Regions from separate parts of the Homo sapiens genome. Here regions 2 and 3 are each linked to region 1. The links are chromatin contacts, found by Hi-C or POLR2A ChIA-PET in ENCODE. All regions are on one chromosome and are shown on one strand. Each heading gives the region's core, a stretch centred on a gene start or an enhancer-like site at or near the end of the contact. The rest is flanking DNA. Distances are from core to core; before and after follow the strand shown. Region 1 has its middle 98 kb from the start of AADACL2-AS1. Region 2 overlaps MBNL1 (muscleblind like splicing regulator 1). Region 3 overlaps MBNL1 (muscleblind like splicing regulator 1).

Region 1 (3,840 bases), core at 796-3,295:
TCTGTCTCAAAAAAAAAAAAAAAAAAAGAAAAGAAAAAGAAACACATTTACACATTTCACCTATAAAGACACAAAAAGACTGAAAATAAGGGGATGAAAAAAGATATTACATGTCAGTGGAAACCAAAAAGAGTAGGAGTTATGATACTTACATCAGGCAAAATTGATTTCAAAACAAAAATTATAAGAGACAAAGAAGGTCCCTATAAATGATGAAGGGATTATTTCAGCAGGAGGATGTAATGATTGTAAATATATATGCATCCAACACTGGATCACCCAGGTATATAAAGAAAATATTATTAGAACTAAAGAAAGAGATAGACCTCAATACAATAATAGCTGGAGACTTCAACACCCCATTTTCAGCATTGGACAGATATTTCAGACAGAAAATCAACAAAGTAACATTGAACTTAATCTGAACTGTAGACCAAGTCTACCAAATAGATACTTACAAAACATTTCATCCAACAGCTGCAGAATACACATTCTTTTCCTCAGCACATGGATCATTTTGTCTATAGATCATATGTTAGGACAGAAAACAAGTGTTGAAACATTCAAAAAATGAAATAATATTAAGCATCTGCTCTAATCACAGCAGTATAAAACTAGAAATCACCAACAAGAAGAATTTTGGAAAATGTACAGACACATGGAAATTAAACAGTATGTTCCTGAATGACCAGTAGGTAAATGAAGAAATTAAGGAGGAAATTTCACAATTTCTTGAAACAAATGATAATGGAAACACAACATACCAAAACCCATGGAATACAGCAAAAGCAATACTAAGAGGGAAGTTTATAGATATAAGTGCCTATATAAAAAGGAAGAAAACTTCAAATAAACAACCTTATATAGTTTGAATATATGTCCCCAGCAAATCTCATGTTAAATTGTAATCCCCAGTGTTGGAGATGGGGCCTGGTGGAAGGTGTTTGGCTCACGGAGGTGGATCTCTCATGAATGGCTTGAGCCTTCCCCTTGGTGATAAGTGAGTTCTCACTCTAAGTTCACATGAGATCTGGTTGTTTAAAGGTGTGTAACACCTATGCTCTCTACCCTGGATTTTCTCTCTTGCTCCTGCTCTGGCCGTGTGACATGCCTGCCAAAATATAGAATCAATCTAACTGTCCATCAACAGATGAATGGATAAAGAAAATGTGGTACATACACACAATGGAGCTCTATTCAACCATGTAAAAGAACGAGATCTTTTGCAAAAACATGTCATTTGCAACAACATAAATGGAACTGGGGGTCATTAAGTTAAGTGAAATAAGCAAGGCACAGAAAGACAAACTTTGCATGTTCTCACTTGTTTATGGGATCTAAAAATCAAAACAATTGAACTCATAGAGAGTAGAAGAATGGTTACCAGAGGCTGGGAAGGGTAAGGGGTGGGTGCAGAGGAACTGGGGAGGGTTAATGGGTATTAAAAAATAGTTAGAAAGAACGAATAAGTCCTAGTATTTGCTTACCCAACAAAGTGACTGTAGTGAAAAGTAATTTAATTGTATATTTTTAAATAACTAAAAAATGGGATCAGATTGTTTGTAAAGCAAGGATAAATGCTTGAGGGCACGGATACCCCATTTACCTTGATGTAATTATTACCCATTGCATGTATGTATCATAATGTCTCATGTACCCCATAAATATATCCAACTACTATGTACCCATAAAAATTAAACATAAAAAATAAAATAAAATAAGTACCTTTTTGGAGTTAATATATTACAATATATATAAAATATCTGGAATATTAATCTCCCAAATATTAATGGTGATTATACCATTGTGATGTGATTACAAGTAATTTTTCATGGTTTGTTTGTTTCTATTTTCTAACTTTCTTCTTTAATACATTTGTATTACATGTATTATGAAAACATTTTTAACGTAAAAATATGTGGGCAAAAATGCGAGTTCCGTTCATTGCCTATGACTCACATCTAATGTATGTTTAAAAGATGGGTCAGGGAAAATGTCAAGTGCCAAGCTGTGTTTATTTTGCAATAAAATAAAGGGACATAAGTAGGAAATGAATAGAACAACTACACCTAAGAACTCCTCAAATATTTGAAAAACGGCCGCAATCTGTGAGAAATTACCACACTCATGAATACCTATTAAGATTTTAATACCAAGTTAACTTGCAAGATACTTTATTGTTTTGGAGATGAATTTCTTTTTACAAGTCAAATAGATTTTTTTTTGTATATGACTCTGGCCCAGGAGAGGGCAGACCATCACACATAAAGAATTTTAACTTAAGCTTTTAAAGAAATAATGTTTATGGCATGACTAAGTCCTTAAAAAAGGAAGGGGCAATTCATCCTCAAAATATGTTGTTTTTTTCTCTCAGTATTTCCATTTCCATTTCCATTTGTAATCATCTTCAAACACAAATACTCCCTTCTAAGTAAATTGTTACTGTGGTAGCTTTGGTGTCATGATTATTCTTCCTTAAAAAGTTTACATTTATTCTGAAATTACACCTTTTTCACTGAGTAGTGAATGCCTTTTAAGATGAAAGTTTGCTGCTACTTATAAGGGAAACAAACAAAAAGAAAAATACTATGGAAATGAACGGGTCTTACACTTTTTAAAGTTTTATTTTGTTTTTAATTGATACATAATGATTGTACATATTTGGAGGTAAAGTATGATGTTTTGATATATATATACATTGTGTAATAATAAAATCAGGAAAATTAGCATAGCTATCACCTTAAATATTTATCATTGTTTTGTAGCAAGAGTATTCAAAACCCTCTCTTCTAGCTATTTGGAAAAATAAATACATTATTTTTAACCATGTTAACTATAATCATCAATAGAAAACCAGAAATTATTCCACCTAACTATAACTTTATACTCATTAACTAATCACTCTTCCTCCCTCCATTCTCCCCAGCCTCTGATAATCACTATCTTACTCTCTGTTTAAAATCAGATAAAGACACATCAGCAACAACTACAAAAAAACGCAGAGGCCAATATCCCCGATGAACATAGATACAAATATCCTCAACAAAATATTAGCAAACCAAATTATAGAACACATTAAAAATACCATTCACCATGAGCAAGTGGGATCCATTCCAGGGATGCAAGAATGGCTCGACATACATAAATCAATAAACATGATGTATAACATTAATGGAATCAAAAACAGAAACCACATAATCATTGCAATAGATGCAGAAAAAGCATTTGATAAAATAATAATAATTAAGGTAATAAAATATATAATAAATAAAAACTCAAAATAAAAGCCCTCAACAAATTGGTTATAGAGGGAATGTACCTCAGCATAATAAAGGCCATATATGGAAACCCACAGCTAATATCATACTGAGTTGAGAAAAGTTAAAAGCTTTTTCTCTGAGATCTACAACTAGACAAGGATGCCCACTTTCACCACTTCTAGTCAACATTGTACTGAAATTCCGAGCCAGAGCAATTAGGCAAGAGAAAGAAAACAAAAGGGCATCCAAATTGGAAAAGAGAAAGCCAATTATTTGTTTGCAGATGACATGATCTTACATAGAGAAAATTTTAAGTACTCCACATACAAAAAACCTCTTAAAACTGATAAATTCAGTAAAGTTGCAGAATACAAAAATCAACCTACAAAAGTAAGTAGCATTTCTATATGTCAACAGCAAACTGTCTTTTAAAAAATCAAGAAAATAACCCCATTTACAAGCACTGCAAAAAAATACCTAGGAATAAATGTAACCAAGGAAATGGGTAAAGACCTCTACAATGAAAACTATAAAACATTGATAAAAAAAACTGAAGAGGACAAAAATCAATGGAAACACA
Region 2 (3,840 bases), core at 578-3,077, 280 kb after region 1:
TTGGTTGACAGGCTGTTTGTCCTCTGGATTCCTGAGGGCCTTGGCCATCTCTGACCATTACATTTCTTCTTTTGTTATCTCTGAGTTCTTTCCAGCTTTCTAATTGTCCATCTTTAGAACTATTGGTTCCGATCTTAAATATGTCTTTCCATAGTCACACAGAAGTGATTTAGACATTTTGTCTGTGAAGAATTAGATTCAGCTTTGCATAACAGAGACACCTCCCCTACCCTCCCCAGCATTTGGTATAAACAAATTAGGGGTTTATATTTCAGTCGTCTAGGTCTATTTGGCGACTCTATAGTCATTGGAACTCAGGTTCCTTCTCTCTTAGTTCCTAAGGAGCACATGGCTTCCAACTTTAGGATTATTTCAAAATTGCAATGTGGCCACTGCAGTGCCAGCCATCATATCCTTAGTCTAGCAGGACGCAGAAAAGGCAAGACACCATAACTCAGCCCAGCCAGGCTCCTTTTAAGCAAAGGTTCTCTGAGCTTCAGCCAGTAATTTTTCAGTCTCTTATTGACTGATTTTGGTAGCAGGGATTGCTAGGAAGTATTTTTTTGTATGTTTGTTTGTTTTGTTTTGTTTTTATTTATTATTATTTTAAAAAACTGTTGCCTTGATTGAAATCAGGAGTCTGGTAGGTAAGACAGAAGGGGAGAATGGAAATGGATGTTCAGGAGGGCCATTTCTGGAATAAAAGAGTGTTTATTTTTCCTCTCATAAAACTTTCAGAATTAAGTAAATCTCTCTGGAAAGCATCTGGGTAAGGGAGGTGGTTGAAGAGATACCACTTTTGAAGAGAAACTGAAGTCTTCTCATCTTGACAAACTTGTCATCACTTCTGTCTTGCTTATTTAGTAAATAAAACCTGGCATATCACAAATGGATTTATTTTTCCTTATAGAGAAAACTAAAACAGCTTCATTTTTTATCTTCTTATAACTGTACTTATTTATTTATTTATTTGAGACAGAGTCTTACTCTGTTGTCCAGGCTTGAGTGCAGTGGTGTGATCTCGGCTCATTGTAACCTTCGCCTCCCACGTTCAAGCAATTCTCCTGCCTCAACCTCCCGAGTAGCTGGTCCTACAGGCGTGTATCACCATGCCCAGCTAATTTTTGCATTTTTAGTAGAGACAGGGTTTCACCGTGTTGGCCAGGCTGGCTTGAACTCTTGACCTCAGGTGATCAGCCCGCCTTGGCCTTCCAAAGTGCTGGGATTACAGGCGTGAGTCACCGCGCCCAGCCTACTATTCATATTTATATAAACAGTCACATTTTTATAACTGGAATATAGCAGAAATGCCATGTCATTAAAAACAGGTCCCAAGTGATTTTATATGACAAAAGAATCTGCACTTTGATTTGTATTTCTGCTGCTTCCACAAATACACTTTCTTATTTTTTCCGTATGGAGTAAAATAACAAGGTGAGTTAATATTTATTGAAACTTAATGTATGTCAATCAGTGTTTTCAGTGCTTTTCATTTTTTTCATAGTATTTTGTCCCTATAAAATCTCATCGAGATAGTTACTGGTGTTACTTCCATTTCACAGATGGACACACTGAAATACAGAGAAGTTAGGTAATACATGCAAGGTCAGTCAGCCAGTAAAATGTGGACTTGGAGCCTCGTAATCTGATTTCACAGCCTGTACTCTTAATTGTTTTGTTATGTTTGCTGGAAAACATTGCTTCTTAATTTCCATATGCATATTCTAAGGATTCGACAAAGAAAATATAACTAACAGCAGTACTTAAGAATAAAAATGAATATCCAAGACAAATTTATAGTACAGGGCCTAAAACAGTAAGTACTCAGAAGTAATCACTGTATTTTAAGTCAACAAATGAGTCAAGGAGTGAACCCAAAATAGCAGAAAGAATGCTGCCACCAACTTTCAAAGATGTTGTATCTGTTGTAAAATATATGGCCATATAGGAAAAATTTTAAATGAATCATCTTAGATAACTAGTCACTGTATAAACTATATAGCTGCCTCCCCAGTGCATAAAAAGCCATATTCAAAAGGTTTAATTGTTTAGAAAATGTTTTTCCACAGAAGCAAGGTGATTAAGTCATCGGGTCAACCCTGAGAAGCCAAAGTAGCCCAGAGGATGCTTGAGTTATAGTTCAGTACAAACAGTACCTTGGAAACCCTGGTTATTAATTAAACCCAAGAGGCTCCATAGAAGTGTTATCTTATCATAAATCTTGAGAACTCCTAGAGTCACAGACCCCAGCTGCTTTTGTCAAACTATTTCTGTGGCAAAGATGTATTTTAAATTTCAGTTTAGGGTTCCAGAAATTCAGCTTGCCTAGTGCAGGGGAGGTGGCCTTTCCCAAAGTCCTGGAACTCATGCTGTGAGCCAGTGTAGTTTTCCCCAGCTTTAACTTTGGGCTGCTTCTGTTTCCTGAAGCTAGTCTTTAATAGGGCATTTGCTTAGAATCAGCAGGATCTAAAGACAGGGTATGCAGTGAGGAGCTGGAGTCCAAAGCTTCCCACCTGTGTAACCTTTAGGGTGGGAAGGTGTCGTCAATATGTCTTCCAAGTGACCCCCATGTTTCTAAGGACTCAGCCTGCCTGTTTTTTGAATGTAGTGCTCATTGATCCTGGGCCCTGTCTACTGCAGAGCTTAATGAACAGCTTCTCCCCATTCTTCCCCCTCTCTGAAATTTTCAGCTGTGTGGTTGTTGCTGTTGTTTTCTAAATACTAGTAGCCATGGGGAAACAGGTAGATCATAAAAGTATCAAACTCAATTTTTGTTTTGTTTTGTTTTTTTTTTTGGCATTTTATCATAGGATATGGTCAAGAGACCGGTTGTAAAAACTCAGATGTGAGGAAGAAAACCATTAGGAGGTGATAAGGATTCAACAATTTAAGTAATATAACTTATGTACTTCCTATGTCAAACTTTAGGGAGGCAGATGTTAACAATACAGTCCTCAAGGAGCCGGTTACTAACAGGGAGACTAGTATATTAGGTGGTGGCGGCAATGGTTAGGAGGGGGAAGTTTCTCGACAGCAATTGCAGGGTCAGTGAAAGAGATACTTGAGGAAGAGAGAAAGAAATGGCTCTGGTGGTTTATCTTTCCTTTTTCCCCTTCCCTCTCTCTCACACTATTAATTATGACATCACAAGTGGGAATAAAAGAACTAGAGGGAATCCCCAGTAAAAGACTTCACATAGCCACAGGCCACCAGACTGTGGCAGCTGTCCCTGAATCATCATGGGTCAGTTGGTAACGACCTGTATTTTAACCCTAGATCACAATTTTAGGCCCAGCAAAATTGTTCTGAAGCTGTCTAGATTTATTAAGCTATATTTATATTTTAGTTTATGTTAATATGAGGTTGAGATCCAAGACCCTGTTTTCTCCAGACCTCATATGAGTACAGTATCTTAAGTTAGAATTTATCTCTCTGCATAAAAATCAGACCTAGTGCGTAGGCTTCTGGATCTCAGAATCACTTATACTTAAGTCCAGGCTGTTCTCAAATAAGGCAAGAAGCATCTGCTGTTAATAGCTGACAGTAAATTACACAAAGTAAAACATGGAAAATTAAAGTCAGAAAAGCTAGGAAGCTTTTCTATCATTTTCAATTTTCTGCAAAAATACAGACATAATCAGTGTTTAGGATCTGCTTGTGATGGATAAATTACATCTGTAATTCCTTCTTTTCCATATTACTGCATTCAGACGATAATTTGCTTTCAGATATCTTTGCTCATCTAATCGTTCATAGACTGGAAATAAGTAGTAACATCTCCCAATCCTAGGAAGCATTTATAACTAGTCTTTGCCTTTTTGGGTGTTGATAGACTAGTGG
Region 3 (3,840 bases), core at 690-3,189, 260 kb after region 1:
TGTTTATTGGGGAATGAGCTTTACTTGGTGGGGAAATTATAAATTACCTTCTCTCTTCTGAAACCTAAGTGTTGCATCTACAACTTTCCCTGGTATCAAGACAAATGTTACTTTAATTTTATTTACGTGTGATATATACCCCATCAAGCTTACAAAAGTAAAGTGCACATCAGATAGGACTGTTGTTGTTGTTGGTGGTGGTGTTTTTAATCAATTAGAAGGCAAAGAAATGAAACAAGTACTTATGATGAAATTGAGCACTAAATTTATCTCTCAGCTTCCTGGCAACTGAAGCAGAAGCTTTAGGAAGTGAAAAAGTCCTGAGTTTATTTAATAAGATTTCTTCAGATCCCATACACTGTCTTATTCTTAGCCCTTTGGGTGTTTAGTTAAATATACTGACTCTGCCCTTGGGTGAAGTCTTGAATGGGTGAATTCCAATTACTAAAAAAGTGAAGGCTGAATTCTTTAGCCTGCCTTTAAGGCCCTTACTGATTTGGCTTCAGCCCAAAGTTCCAGGGTCATCTTCTGCCAGCCCCATTACATACAGGTGTTCCATACAGACCAGTTCTTCCAGTGTTGATATGCAGTGCTTTCCCACATCCCTGCCATTACTGTCTGGATTTCTACAGTTTGGATTTCTACTCCTTTTTGTCTCTAACCAAATGAAACTTGTCCTTCCAGACCAACCTTCCATTTCTTATCCCTTTTGAAACTAACCTTGACCTCTCTCTTTAACTTACCAAGCTTTCTTGTTACCTCTACTGTGTACTTCTCGCTTCCTTTTTTATATATAGTTATTTGTGTGTTAGTTTTATACCTTTAATTAAACATCAAATTCTTAAAGGCTGGATCCAAGTATTCTCGCTATATCTAGGCTACATATAAAAGGTGGTCAATACACAGTTAATATAATCAATACACATATTTTATGTGTATTATATATTGTTAATGAATATATTCATTTAATAAAGTTACTGTTGAATGTATTTGAATTTCTTGAAGGAAAACATTTCTTTTCCTAGGATAGTAGGGAACAAAGAAAGAAAACCTAAAAAAAGAAGCACAATTAGAGAAACACACTCCTGTAATTTTTCTCAAAGGAAATATTTTGAGACAGCAGAACCAAGATTATAATTTTTTTTAATTGTTTTGACTTTGGGTTTTCTTTTTATAAGTCAGCTTAATATTTGTGATTTCTCTGTGCCAAAAAGTAACCAATATTAATAGAGAACAGCTTTAGTACATGTAAAAGAAAAAAATCCTTTATGTCATTTCAAACCCTCAGTGCTTTCTTTCTGACAGATTTTTAATGGTTTTATCAGCTGTTAATTAGGTTGGTGCAAAAGTAATTGCAGTTTTAAAAAAAGATCGCAAAAACTGAAATTACTTTTGCACCACCCTGATAAAAAATTGGCCTGACTATATTGCTTTGAAATGTTTCAGACAGTATTCTGTCTCCTTCATTGCTCTTCAGATACTGTTTTAGCAGTTTATCTAGATCAGTCTTACTGTGTGCATAGTCAGCATACATCAGTTTTATACTTTTAAAGCGGCATTGCATTTTACCTACGTGGAAGTTTTCTGCAGACATATTTTAAGCTTCTCTAAGAAAAGCTCTGAAGAAAATGTAGGCTCCTGTTGCTCGGAGGGCTGATGAATAAATTTAAAAAAATCATGCTCAAAGACCACTTCCTTGACAATTAATCTTTCAAAATCAGCTACGGAGTATCTAGAACTTCATAATCTATTCAAAATTGATTAACAATCTTAATTGAGAAGACATTTGTATCTGAAGTGTAGAATTTTCTTGTCTCCAGGTATACATTATTAATGTTTAGTGTCTACCCCATGGACATAAAAGAGCAATAGCATCCGTTCTCAGCTCTGTAAAAGAGACCATCTTATCTTCTCTAGAATCAATATTCAGGGGTTTCTCCTTCACTTACACACACCTCACTCTGAGCTAACCACAAGCAATGCAGTAGTGGTACCTCCAATAAATCCCACTCACCCCCTATCTCTCTCCCTTCTTTTGGCTTCTGTTGTATATATTAGTAGTCATTGTCATTTCTACCAAGTTTGGTATTAAATTGCTAGCATGTATCGTGTATCGTGAATGAAGTTTTACATTTGAAATCAGAAGAGCTGATTTGGAGTTCTGGTTCTTCCATTTATTTAGCATAGGGATTTTAATGGGTCAGTCACTTAACCATGCAAGCCTCGCCTCAATTTATTTGTTCACAAATGAGCAAAATAATATAACCAACCATCTCTTAGAGTTGTGAGGAACAAATAGTAATTAGGATGAAAATAAATTGTATGTCAACATATAAAATATTATTTGCTATTTTTGAATAATAGAATGTATAAGTTGTTGGGAAAGTAAATTTCTATGCTTGGCTTCTTCAGTGGAAACTTTTTTTTTTTCAATTTTTTTTTTTTTTTTTGAGACAGGGTCTCCCTCTGTTGCCCAGGCTGGAGTGCAGTGGCATGATCTCATCTTACTGTGGCCTCCCGGGCTCAAACAATCCTCCTGCCTCAGCCTTCCAAGTAGCTTGTACTGCAGGCATGCACCACCATGCCTGGCTAATTTTTGTATTTTCTGTAGAGACGGAGGTCTCACTGTGTTGTTCAGGCTGGTCTCGAACTCTTGGGCTCAAGCAGTACTCCCGCCTTGGTCTCTCAAAGTGCTGCGATTATAGGTATGAGCCACTGTGTCCATCCTGAAACTTTTTTTTTTTTAATTAAAGAACCAAATGAACACCTTGCAGATTTTATGTATAAGCCAGAAAGAAAGCTCAGTACATGTATAGAATGTAGCACAAGCCAACTTTTCAAAAATTAATCTTTTTAAGGGGCATTATGTAATGAAGGAGCATACATTTTTAGTTTTATCCAGGATAAAAGTGGTTCTTTTTCCCCCATTAACTTTAACACAGAGGTTTTACTTTAATTTAAATTCCAAGGACTAGGTTTTTGTTGTATATGAAGAAAACGATTTGACTAAATCCAATGTAAATGTTTTTCCTTATTCTTTGGGGGCACACACATACACACATTAATCCTTATTTTATATTTTATTTATAATACAAATATTTAATTATATTTTATTTATAATACAAATATTTAATTATATTTTATTTATAATATAAATATTTATATTTTATTTATAATATAAATATTTAATTATATTTTATTTATAATATAAATATTTATATTTTATTTATAATATAAATATTTATATTTTATTTATAATATAAATATATTTTATTTATAATATAAATATATTTTATTTATAATATAAATATTTATATTTTATTTATAATATAAATATATTTTATTTATAATATAAATATTTATATTTTATTTATAATATAAATATTTAATTATATTTTATAGGTTGAATAGGTTCCTTGTTTATCTTTTTTGCAAAATAATTTTATTGTTATAAATTGTTCTTATTATAAGCAATAAATAAGGAACCTAAATATCACAATCTGTAAAGCATTTTATTTGTGTGTGATTTTATATGATAGTTCATTAGACATTAGATAGGAAAGTATGGAAAGTTTTGAGATTGCTACATGATTGCTCTTTTAATTTGTCCAATGTATTCCTTTAAATGTTGTGAGGGATTTTTTTACCAGTGAAGTAGCTTTTGCATGCTAAGTTGTAGTGAACTGCTGGGCAGAACTAAAACATAAATGGTTTGAGGCATGATTAATAGTTGTATATGGTGGCCGGGCGTGGTGGCTCATGCCTGTAATCCCAGCACTTTGGGAGGCCGAGGCGGGTGGCTCACGAGGTCAGGAGATTGAGACCATCCTGGCTAACATG

Evidence for each region. Hi-C counts contacts between places; a loop is a spot of excess contacts on that map. ChIA-PET counts read pairs that join two places held with the same protein, here RNA polymerase II (POLR2A). Pooled maps may share reads with other maps.
Region 2: a loop to region 1 is called in a map of PC-3, with 7 times the contacts of the local background. The contact joins two enhancer-like sites. A Hi-C loop is called at or near these places in 1 of 168 maps with a recorded cell type or tissue (PC-3) and 4 of 50 pooled maps. POLR2A ChIA-PET finds 5 or more read pairs at or near these places in 2 of 52 experiments (PC-3 and SK-N-SH).
Region 3: a loop to region 1 is called in a pooled map, with 4 times the contacts of the local background. The contact joins two enhancer-like sites. A Hi-C loop is called at or near these places in 1 of 168 maps with a recorded cell type or tissue (PC-3), 1 of 37 single-sample maps with no recorded cell type and 4 of 50 pooled maps. POLR2A ChIA-PET finds 5 or more read pairs at or near these places in 3 of 52 experiments (B cell, PC-3 and PC-9).

What each region holds. Positions count from the first base shown.
Region 1 is chr3:152,024,131-152,027,970 of GRCh38, forward strand. No RefSeq gene overlaps it. Among named protein-coding and RNA genes, the nearest start is that of AADACL2-AS1, 98 kb to the left of the region's middle. Within about 2 kb of position 2,046, at least 5 of the 41 ENCODE cell types and tissues checked have a DNase peak (open chromatin) inside an H3K27ac peak, as active enhancers do; they include PC-3, where a contact is called at or near this core.
Region 2 is chr3:152,306,036-152,309,875 of GRCh38, forward strand. The region is part of intron 2 of MBNL1 (muscleblind like splicing regulator 1); the gene reads left to right. Among named protein-coding and RNA genes, the nearest start is that of MBNL1-AS1, 38 kb to the left of the region's middle. Within about 2 kb of position 1,828, at least 11 of the 41 ENCODE cell types and tissues checked have a DNase peak (open chromatin) inside an H3K27ac peak, as active enhancers do; they include PC-3, where a contact is called at or near this core.
Region 3 is chr3:152,283,197-152,287,036 of GRCh38, forward strand. The region is part of intron 1 of MBNL1 (muscleblind like splicing regulator 1); the gene reads left to right. Among named protein-coding and RNA genes, the nearest start is that of MBNL1-AS1, 15 kb to the left of the region's middle. Within about 2 kb of position 1,940, at least 3 of the 41 ENCODE cell types and tissues checked have a DNase peak (open chromatin) inside an H3K27ac peak, as active enhancers do.